2 separate regions of the Homo sapiens genome follow, and region 2 is linked to region 1. A link is an interaction called in ENCODE POLR2A ChIA-PET data of the cell type or tissue named here. Cell type or tissue: Panc1. All regions are shown on one strand. Links, peaks and the distances in the headings refer to the core of each region. The heading gives the core; the rest is flanking DNA. Region 1 has its middle 12 kb from the start of ALPP. Region 2 has its middle 5.0 kb from the start of MIR1471.

Region 1 (5,379 bases), core at 87-5,086:
CCCGATCGCTGGCTCCTTCTACTCGGTGGCCCGACAGCCCACCCGCTCCTTCCCCAGGGGCGAGCGCCAACGCCCCAGGGTCGTGGATACACAGCCCACCCCCTGGACGGCCCTGATGGAGACCGGCTCCGTCCCCCCACCCACCCCCATTCCCAGTCTGTGACCCCGACCCGAGCCACTCCCGGCTTCAATACGTTCTCCCCAGAACCCAAACTTGGGTGAAGTTTCACCTCCCGCGGGGCGCAAGGAGACGAAGCCGGGAGGCTCCGCGCAGCGGCCGCGATGGCGGCAACGGCTGCAGGGATTCGGCGCCATTTACCCCGCAGGTGCGCACTCGAGCAGGACCAGGACTAGCGGGCCCGCTCGAAACCAGAGCCTGAGCCTGAGCAGAACTGCGTGGGCAGCCGCTGTCTCCCAGCGCCCGCTGCCTTTTCTGCCGCCGAGCTGCCAGCCCGAGGGGTCCAGCCGTGTCCCAGGACCAGTAAGGGCAGCGGGTACTCCCGGGAGGGGTCCCTTCGGATCCCGCGTCCCCATTACGAGCTGCCCACCAGCCGGCTAGAAAGGGGCTGGAGCTACGCAGCTGGGGGCCGTCATGCCCCAGCCCACAGCCCTGGAGCACCGGCCGGGGAGGACTCCTCCTAAAGGATAAGGGGGCCCTGATGGAGTGCCTGGGCTGCCCGCACAGCGCCTGCGCACCTTCACCAGGGAGCTTCCTTGTACTCCTGGGAACGCCTGTCCAGGATGAGGTCTCCCCAGGGCGTCTGGGCTTCTGGTTGGCCTCGCTCACTTCCCCCAGTTCCTGATCCAGGGAGAGCAACGGAGAGCCCTGCCAGAAGAAGGCTTGGGGCTGCGAGTGCGGCCCCCATGGTACCAATGCACAGTTGACCCAGAGCACAGCAATCGCGGCCAATAGGAGGTGACTTGGGTTTAGCCTGTGACCACACAGTCCTGGTCACCCTGCACAGACTGCCAATAAAGAGGGGTCCGAGGCCCAGCTCCTTGGCTCCCCTGCAGTGTCTCCAAAAGGGAAGCTGAGGCTGTGGGTGAGTGGGTGATGCCAGTGGTCCAGGCCCAGTTCCACCTTGCACAAAGGCCTTCTTAACCTTTCATCGAAAAATATTTCTGCAAGGACATCTGCCCAGCAACCACCCGTCCATCCTCAGACTGGTGCCACGCATATCCTTGATCCTTGTAGCCAAGGATAAATATCTCAAAACAATCCTGTGATCCTCCTCCATTTTCCTTTAAAAACCTTTGTCTTCCTTCACCTCCCTAAATTCACACGTGCTTTCCTATGGCCTGCTTATTCCCAAGCAATACCTATTTCCAAAGAAAGTTCATTTTATTTTAGAGTCTTTCTGTATTTGTTATGCAGTGTCACATAGCGGAGCCAGAAGTGGGACCGAAGTGAATTCATCTTGGATGAATCAGCGTGTCCTGGAATCTAACGCAGTGTTGACTGAGCCCCCCGCAGACTGCCTTTCCAGGAGTTGCTTTTCTGTTCTGGTGAATCTCCTCAAATACCCAGATTCCCTCCCTTTGGTCAGTTCCTTTTTACTTTATCCTGGATGTGATTTGATTATAAGGCTCCCTTAAACAAAGGACCTTGCATCCCTCCTGAGGGTATAAAGGTTGGGTTTCTTTCTTTCTTTCTTTCTTTCTTTCTTTCTTTCTTTCTTTCTTTCTTTCTTTCTTTCTTTCTTTTTTTTGCTTCTTTGCTTTTGGCAAGCACTTTCTGGTGTAAAGAGCAGTGCCCTTCTGGTTTGAGGACTCTGAGTTCTAAAGAATTTATGTTCTGTCCATGAGGCAAGTCTTTCCTGGTGAATTCACTTTTGGTTCTGGATGCCTGACTGAATATTATGTTTGATGTGTACACCTTGGTTGAAATTTTGTGAGCATTCTGATTTGGGTTTGATTTTGGTTTGGTTTCCCACGTCTTTAAATGATTTGGCTCATTTTTTTTTCTTGCTTGTTCCTGAACATCTTCTGATCATCCCACAGCAAAAATAAACATAAATAGTTTAGCACCATAGGAAATGTTAAAACACACGTACACACGGTGAGGGTCGGCCCCTCGAGGTGGCTCCTGTCTGTAATCCCTGCACTCTGGGAGGCCAAGGTGAGAGAATGGCTTGAGCTAAGGAGTTGGAGACCAGCCTGGGCAACATGATGAAACCCCACCTCTACAAATAACACAAAAATTAGCTGGGTGTGGCAGCTCCCACCTGTAGTCCCAGCTATCAGGAGGCTGATGTGGGAGGATTGCTTGAGCCCAGGAGGTCGAGGCTACCATGACTTGTGGTCCTGCCACTGCACTAAAGCCTGTTTAACAGTGAGAATTGTCTCAAAAAATACACATATGGTGAGTGTGAGAAAGCCAACTGAAAGAACCCAGGGTGTCACCACCATCTAAAACACTGGTCCAGACTCCTGACAGTCCCTGACAGGGTTTATAGGATTTTCTTTGCTTCTCAGAGATGAAAAAGAAATGGAATGGCATTCTCAGACACTAAGGCGTGCCAGATTTTCTGGGACTCCAGGCAGCTACATGGCTTTCCCTGTGCACATTTCAAAATCAATGGCCATCATTGGAATCATTTGAACTCCTCAAATTTGCTTTTTCCTAATACTGAATTTTTAAACTGCCAACTACAAAGTTAAATGGAGAGCCTTCTAAGTTGTCTACTTCTGTCTCTCTCTTTTCTGCCTACTTGGAATCTGCTGACATTTCTGCTGGCATTAAGATAAACTGATAATATCACACTCCAGCCAACATAAAAACCACTAAGGAAGGGGTCTTGAAGGGCTTTCAAATTAATGGCTCTATAAATTACAACAGCTCCGTGGCAAACAACAACCTAGAGACCTTTTGGAAATGTAAATTCAGGTTTGCCTAACAGTTGCTTCGGGTGATGGAACAGTCCACGGAAGGATTGATATTAGAAAAGAACAGAATGAGAGAAATGTTTATAAATGTTAGGCACCCAGATTAAACAGGTCAAAATCATGAGCTCAGAGCAATAATGAAAAGGATCTCTGTTTCTGGCATAAAAACTGCTTCTCTGCTACACAGGGGCCAGGAAGAGCTGAACGAACTGCTAAAATGCTTCCCACCGGCACGGAGCTGTCAAGCAACTGAGAGTGGCAAACAGAAGAGAAATTTGTTATTGGACTTTTCAAAACTGCTAGGAGATTTTGTTTCTTGTACAAAATCCAGCCAGTCCTAGCTAAAATTAAACAGTTAGTATTTAATCCTTAATCTCATTTGAAACTGAAAAAGGATAAAGGTGGGCTCAAAGAGATTAAAATAAAAACCAGAAAACTAAACTGCTTGCCAGGCGCGGTGGCTGATGCCTGTAACCCCAGCACTTTGGGAGGCCAAGGCACGTGGATCACTTGGCATCAAGAGTTCCAGACCAGCCTGACCAATATGGTGAAACCCTGTCTCTACTGAAAATACAAAATTAGCCAGGTGTGGTGGCGCACGCCTGTAATCCCAGCTACTTGAGAGACTGAGGCAGGAGAATTGCTTGAATCTGGAGGCTGAGGTTGCAGTGAGCCGAGATCGAGCCATTGCACTCCAGCCTGGACAACAAGAGCGAAACTCCATCTCAAAAAAAGAAAAGAAAAGAAAACTGTTTTACCCAAAGTTTTGGTTGCTGCCCTCATAAGATTGCTTATCAAGACAAATGACAATTTTTTTTTTTTTTTTGAGATGGAGTTTCTCTGTTGTCGCCCAGGCTGGAATGCAGTGGAGTGATCTCACCTCACTGCAACTTCCGCCTTCTGGGTTCAAGTGATTCTCCTGCCTCGGCCTCCCAAGTAGCTAGGATTACAGGTGCACACCACCACACCCGGCTACTTTTTGTATTTTTAGTAGAGACAGGGTTTCAACATCATGACCAGGCTTGTCTCCAACTTCTGACCTCAGGTGATATGCCCGCCTCGGCCTCCCATAGTGCTGGGATTATAGGCATGAGCCACGGGGCCTGGCCCTGAAAATCTTAAAGTTTAGCTTTGGGACCTCTCCCATTTTCTCAGAAATCTCATTTGGATCCAACTGTGTTTTATAAACCTGTGAGTCCACATTACAATGTTTTGCTGTCTCATGACTACAATTCTAAAATGAAAGCTATAAGGTCTTATTTGTGTTTCTGTCTATGTATGTATGTTTTTGCATGTCGTATGTCGTGTCTCCAAGTTGAAATCTGGCATGGTCAGCTAGACATCCCTTAAGAAATTCTATTTGGGGTGGCTGGACATGGTGGCTCATGCCTGTAATTCCAGCACTTTGGGAGGCTGAGGCAGGTGGATCAGCTGAGGTGAGGAGTTCGAGACAAGCCTGGGCCACATGGCAAAACCCCATTTTTACTAAAAAAAAAAAAAAAAAAAATTAGCTGGGGCTGGTGGTGTGCACCTGTATTCCTAGCTACACAGGAGGCTGAGGCAGGAGAATCACTTGAACCAGCGGGGGCAGAGGCTGCAGTGAGCTGAGATCATGCCACTGCACTCCAGCCTGGGTGACAGAGCGAGACTCTGTCTTAAAAAAACAAAAAAAGAAAAAAAAGATAAATTAAACTTGTTAAAATATATAGTGAGCAGGGCATGGTGGAGCATGCCTGTATTCCCAGCTACTCAGGGGGCTGAGGCAGGAGGATTACTTGAGACTAGGAGTTCGAGGCCAGCCTGAGCAACACAGCAATACCCCATCTCTAAAAAAAATATGTATGTAGGCCGGGTGCAGTGTCAAACGTCTTTAGTCCCACCACTTTGCGAGGTCAAGGTGGGTAGATTGCTTGAGCTCAGGAGTCCCAGACCAGCCTGATCAACATGGCAAAACCCCATCTCTACAAAAAAAAAAAAATACAAAAATTAGCTGGGCTTGGTGGCGTGTGCCTGTAGTCCCAGCTAGTGGGGAGGCTGAGGCAGGAGAATCACTTTAATTCGAGAAATAGAGGCTGCAGTGGGCTGTGATTGCACCACTGCGCTCCAGCCTGGGTGACAGCGAGACCCTATCTCAAATATATATATAATATATATATATAAAACATATATAATATATATTACATATATTATATATACACACACAGATATATACACACACATATCTATGTATGTATATGCATACATGTATACACACATACATATATAAATACATGTATACATATATAACATAAAAATGAACCCAAATACCTTTTAGTTCACATGATCTAACTATATCTTTGATAAATAGGCTAGTTTTAAATGTGTTGATAAAATAAAAATAAAATATATTTAGCACCTTCTTTTCTTTCTTTCTTTCTTTGTTTCTTTTTTTTTTTTTTAGGCAGAGTCTTGCTCTGTCACCCAGGCTGGAGTGCAGTGGTGCAGTCTCGGCTC
Region 2 (5,379 bases), core at 240-5,239, 490 kb before region 1:
CTCTGGGTTAGAAGTAGGATGTGGTACCTAGCTGCTTCTTACCCAGATCTCTCTGACATGCAGTCCTGGTGCCCTTTGTCACCCCATGTCAGCTCTGGGCACCCTCCCTGGTCCATCCTTGTGTTAACAGGACCCAGGTGACTCCTGGCACAAAGGGGGATGTTGGAAGCTGAGGGAATGTTTCCTTGCAGGGGCAACAGAGGCAGAGAAGAGTCCAGGCAGCCTTGAGGCGTTAACGGAGACTGACCTGGAGGCCAGGCCATGTTTGTTAATGAACCTGAGAAGCTGCTGAAGGAGGCCTGGGAAAGCCCCGACTTGACACCTGTGGCTGCTTCGAGCTCCTGAAGGCCATTCTCCCCTGGCAGGTGGATGTCAAGAAACGAATACATTCAAAGAAGAAGGGGAAAGATATGGTTTGAATCTGTGTCCCTCCCAGATCTCCTGTGGAATTATAATCCTCAGTGTTGGAGGTGGGGCCTGGTGGGAGGTGGTTGGATCATGGGGGTGGATTTCCCTCTTGGTGCTGTTCTCGTGAGAGTGAGTGCATTCTCGCGAGATCTGCTCATTTAAAAGTGGGTGGCACCTCCCTGCTGTCTCTCTCGCTTCTGCTCCGGCCGTGTGAGGTGTTCGCTCTCCCTTCACCTTCTGCCATGATTGTAGGTTTCCTGAGGCCTCCTGGAAGCCGAGCAGATGCCAACCTCATGCTTCCTGTATAGCCTGCAGAACCATGAGCCAATGAAACCTCTTTTCAAGTTATCTGGTCTCAGGTATTTCTTTATAGCAGTGTGAGAACAGACTCATACAGGGAGTGAGGACTTCTCTGATCAAAGGAAAGCAGCCACCTGGTTTTTGTCCAGTGGTTCACTGAAAATATTTTACTGAATAAAACTTTTCCTAACTGGCAAGAATGGTCTAGAAGCAGGTTGCTCAAATAGTGGAAGAAGTCCTCTTGAGGTCAAGGTAGTCACTGATGCCTTGACTTAGAACAGCAAAGCCACTACCGGAAAACCTGAACGCGCAAGATCGCAGTTCACAATTCAGAGCAGAGGGCCTGTAGCCCTTCGAGGCCCGAAGCCAGAGAATGCCGGAGGAGAGTTTTATTGCAGGAACTTAAATTTAACCAGCTGGAACTCTTTAAACAATCATCCTATTCATATATTTAAAATAAATTGTGCATCTTTTAGCAGGCAGTCAGCGTTTCGTTATTAAGATGGAAGATGGGACAGAGTGTTCTTGGCTGCGTTGATCCCAGAATCCCAGGCTCCTTTTCAGGCGCGCTTAGCATGTGGTAAAGACATTTGCGAAGGTAAGTGTGTTTCAGGCCTGTCAGACTGGAGCCCGCATACCTACACAGCAAGCAGCCGCTGGTCAACTGAGCAGCTCAAAGGGAGACCTTTCCAAGGTGATGTCATTTTCTCCTGACGTTCTACCAGAAGCCTGTAGGGAGCAAGAAAGTTGGAAAGAAAAAGGACGTTTTAGAAGGTTTAGTGGATTTACCAAAATCTTCTGGTAACAAATAATAAAATATTTCATAGAGCTACAATAGTTGAAACAGTGCGAAGTGGTTAAAAAAGGAGCAGTTCCAATAGATTGTTTTTTTTTTTTAAATAGACTTTAAGATACATAGGAAGTCAACATAAAAGGGAAAAGGAAGCTTATTCCTTGAAAACAACCAATACTATTATATGAAACCTGACAAGTTTTACCATGAAAAAGTATACACAATTAGAAATGAATATGCAGAAATAACCCCTGGTACCAAAACCTGACAAGTTGGCACAAAAAATTACACAGATCAATCTCTTTTCTTTTTTTTGAGACAGAGTCTCATTCTTGTTGCCCAGGCTGGAGAGCAGTGGTGCGATCCCAGCTCACTGCAACCTCTACCTCCTGGGTTCAAGCAAGTCTCCTGCCTCAGCCTCCCAGGTAGCTGGGATTACAGGCACCTGCCACCAGGCACAGCTAATTTTTTGTATTTAGTAGAGACAGGGTTTCACCATGTTGGCCAGGCTGGTCTCAAACTCCTGACCTCAGGTGATCCACCTATGTCGGCTTCCCAAAGTGCTGGGATTACAGACATGAGCCACCGTGTCCAGCCTCTTCTCTTTTCTTCTTCTTTTTTTATTTTTTGGAGCCAGGGTCTTGCTCTGTCACCCAGGCTGGAGTGCAGTGGTGTAATCACCTCTCACTGCAGCCTCAACCTTATGGGTTAAATTGATCCTCCCACCTCAGCCTCCTGAATAGCTGGGACTGCAGGTGCACAACCATGCTTAGCTAAATTTTTTATTTTTTGTTGAGACAGGATCTCATTTTGTTGCCCAGGCAGGTCTCAAACTCCTGTGCCCAAGCGGTCTGCCCACATTGGCATCCCAAAGTGCTGGGATTACAGGCCTCCCAGCCAGATCAATCTTTCTTACTTTTGAATATTGACATAAAAATCCTAAATAAAATATTAGCAAATTCTATTCATCAATATTTAAGCCATAGTTTTATCACAGGAGTGTAAGAGTCGTTAAAAATTTGGAAAATGTGGTCCTGTAATTTACTGCATTAATACGATAAAGGTTATAAAAAACATATATCATTATCTTCACTGCTTCTCAAACTTTGATGTATATAAGCGTTACCTGAGGATCCTTTAATGCATATAAGAATAAAAAAATGCATATTCATGGCAGGACTCAGTGACTCACACCTGTAATCCCAGCATTTGGGAGGTCGAGGCCGGTGGATCACTTGGGGTCAGGAGTTTGAGACCAGCCTCGCCAACATGGCAAAACCCTGTCTCTATTAAAAATACAAAATTAGCTGGGCGTGGTGGCTCATGCCTGTAATCCCAGCACTTTGGGAGGCCAAGGCAGGTGGATAGCCTAAGGTCAGGATGTTGTAACTGAGCGAGTTGTAGAGAAACGCCACACTCTGAGACTAATTCAGGAGTCCTTTATTGCCGGCGACTGAGAGACGGCTAGCGCTCAAAATTCTCTCGGCCCCGAAGAAGGGGCTAGATTTCTTTTTATACCGTGGTCTAACTAGAGGAGGGGGAGTTTAGCTGAAGCAATTTTTACAGAAGCAGAACAGGCAAAAAGTTAAAAAAATTAATTGGTTACAGAAGTAGTTACAGAAAAAATAAACAGTTCCAGGTGCAGGGGGCTTAAACTATCACAAAGATATAAAGGCAGGGGCTCTAGATGCCATCCACCGAGCGTCCCCAGGAGCTGCTGGTTCAGCTTGCCTCAATATCTTCTCAGTAAGTGCATTCCTGGATGTGCATGGAGTCAGCTTGCACCAGTTATGCCCTTAAGGGAGGGAGGTAAAGGGGCTGTAAGTGAAGGAACTAAAATGGAGTCTGTCTGGCTCTCTCAGCTAAGAGAGACAATCAGGTTAAAACAAGGTAGGGTATCACAAGGAGTTCAAGACCAGTCTGGCCAACAGAATGAAACCCCGTCTCTACTAAAAATACAAAAAATTAGGTGGGCGTGGTGGCGGGCGCCTGTAATCCCAGCTACTAGGGAGGCTGAGACAGGAGAATTTCTTGAACCCAAGAGGCAGAGGTTGCAGTGAGCCAAGGTCACGCCGTTGCACTCCAGCCTGGCAACAAGAGCGTAACTCCGTCTCAAAAAAAACCAAAAAAACTCGATGTAATCTTAGACTGGCCATGTATGGTGGCTCATACCTGTAGTCCCAGCATTTTGGGAGGCCAAGGTGAGAGGACTGTTTGAGACCAGCCTGGGCAACACAGTGAGGCCCTGTCTCTACAAAAGAAGAAAAACAGAAAATTAGGCATGGCTAAATGATAAAATAATGTTCTAGTTGAATTTATACATATATACATATACATATAAATAAAGATCTAAAACTTCAATATGGCAAATAACATTATCTGGGCAAAATAATAGCAAAATACATGACAGACAAGGAGTAAATGTGCCAAATATATAAAAAGCTACTTTAAATAGAGAAAATGGTCAAAGAACAAGTCATTCACTGAGGAAGAAATCCAGATGGCCGTAAACACAAGCAATGGAGCTCAAAGAAACACACATGATAGCAAATATCTGGTTGAGTATTGTTTATCTGACTGACTTTTTAAAAAATTAAAATATCCATTTTTGGTATGTAGAATCAGACAGCCACACATTGTTTTTAAGCAAGGCTTAGTGCTCAGTGATGTTTTACAAAGGGTTGCAAAATTCTATCATGCATGATCCCATTTAATCTTCGTGGCAATTCCATGAAATAGGAAAGTGAGATGTTATCCATTTTACAAATGAGGAGTTTTGGATTCAGTGATGTTACCTTCCCAATGTCATGGAGATAGTAAGGGGTTACCTTGTAATTTGCTGAATGTTTATTACATTATCGTTTTCTTTGGGCCATCATGATTAATTTGTTTTTCAATGAATTTCCATTACTTCAAAAGTTTCAGAATTATCGATACTAACATATTATGCTCTTGTCTCAGGGGAAGATACATTGAATGTCTTAGGAATCTCCAATTTTGTTTCTTAATGAAACAATCTATTCAAGGTAAAGCACAATTGATAGCTTAAATATCTAAAAAGGAATGTGAAAATGACTGCATTGTATTATTACTTCTTTAGTATTACAAGGAAGCTGTGAGTTATAGTACCACAGACATTTTAATGTATTTTAAAAATTTGTGAAGTTGATTAATTAATTGGTTAATTTCCTCCTTCAACAAGTATGTTTTGAGGGTCTACTGCGGGACATGCAGTTTTCTTGACCCTGGAGATGCAGAGATGAGCAAAACAGGCAAAATTGCTGTCTGCATGAAGCTGAGCTTCTAAATTTATTTTTGACATATGATAAAATAATGTTTGTGCTAGTCGAAGTATAAAATATATGACTGTACCGCCAATATTTTATATAATTCAAACAAGATAAAAAGCAGATAATTCAATAAGCACACATTGCAATTTAAAGTATACAAAGATGCTCACTAGCTTTGCCTGAAAATTAAACCTGGGATTGTAGGTATGTTAAGGTATCCTGCTAGAGGTTAAGTTTATATTTTGTTCCTCCTCTTCTTTGTGGTGTTTTTTTGTCTGTGTGGAGACCAGTCTCACTCTGTGGCCTAGGCTGGTCTCGAACTCCTGGGCTCCTGCCTTGAGTGGCTGTTGGGATCCTCCCACCTAGGCCTCTCAAAGTGCCGGTATTACAGGCATGAGTCACCACACTCAGCCCCTTCCCTTTCAAGAAGGTGCCACCAGCCTGGGCAACATGGCAAAACCCCATCTCTACAAAAAATAAAATTAGCTGGGTGTGGTGGCGCTGCCTGTCGTTCCAGCTATGTGGTGCTGAGGTGGATTACTTGAGCCTGGGAAGTTGAGGCTGCATTGAGCCGTGATTGCGCCACTG

Evidence for each region. ChIA-PET counts read pairs that join two places held together with the same protein. Peaks named below come from ENCODE experiments on the same cell type or tissue, not always from the same donor. Only the 100,000 strongest peaks of a DNase experiment are listed, where the experiment ranks them.
Region 2: POLR2A ChIA-PET joins it to region 1 with 8 read pairs; 4 of 35 experiments call an interaction of 5 or more read pairs at or near these places.

What each region holds. Positions count from the first base shown.
Region 1 is chr2:232,388,080-232,393,458 of GRCh38, forward strand. No RefSeq gene overlaps it. Among named protein-coding and RNA genes, the nearest start is that of ALPP, 12 kb to the left of the region's middle. In Panc1, for the core only: no CTCF peak of the experiment used is centred there; no DNase peak of the experiment used is centred there; H3K27ac peaks cover 2,426 bases.
Region 2 is chr2:231,894,600-231,899,978 of GRCh38, forward strand. No RefSeq gene overlaps it. Among named protein-coding and RNA genes, the nearest start is that of MIR1471, 5.0 kb to the left of the region's middle. In Panc1, for the core only: no CTCF peak of the experiment used is centred there; no DNase peak of the experiment used is centred there.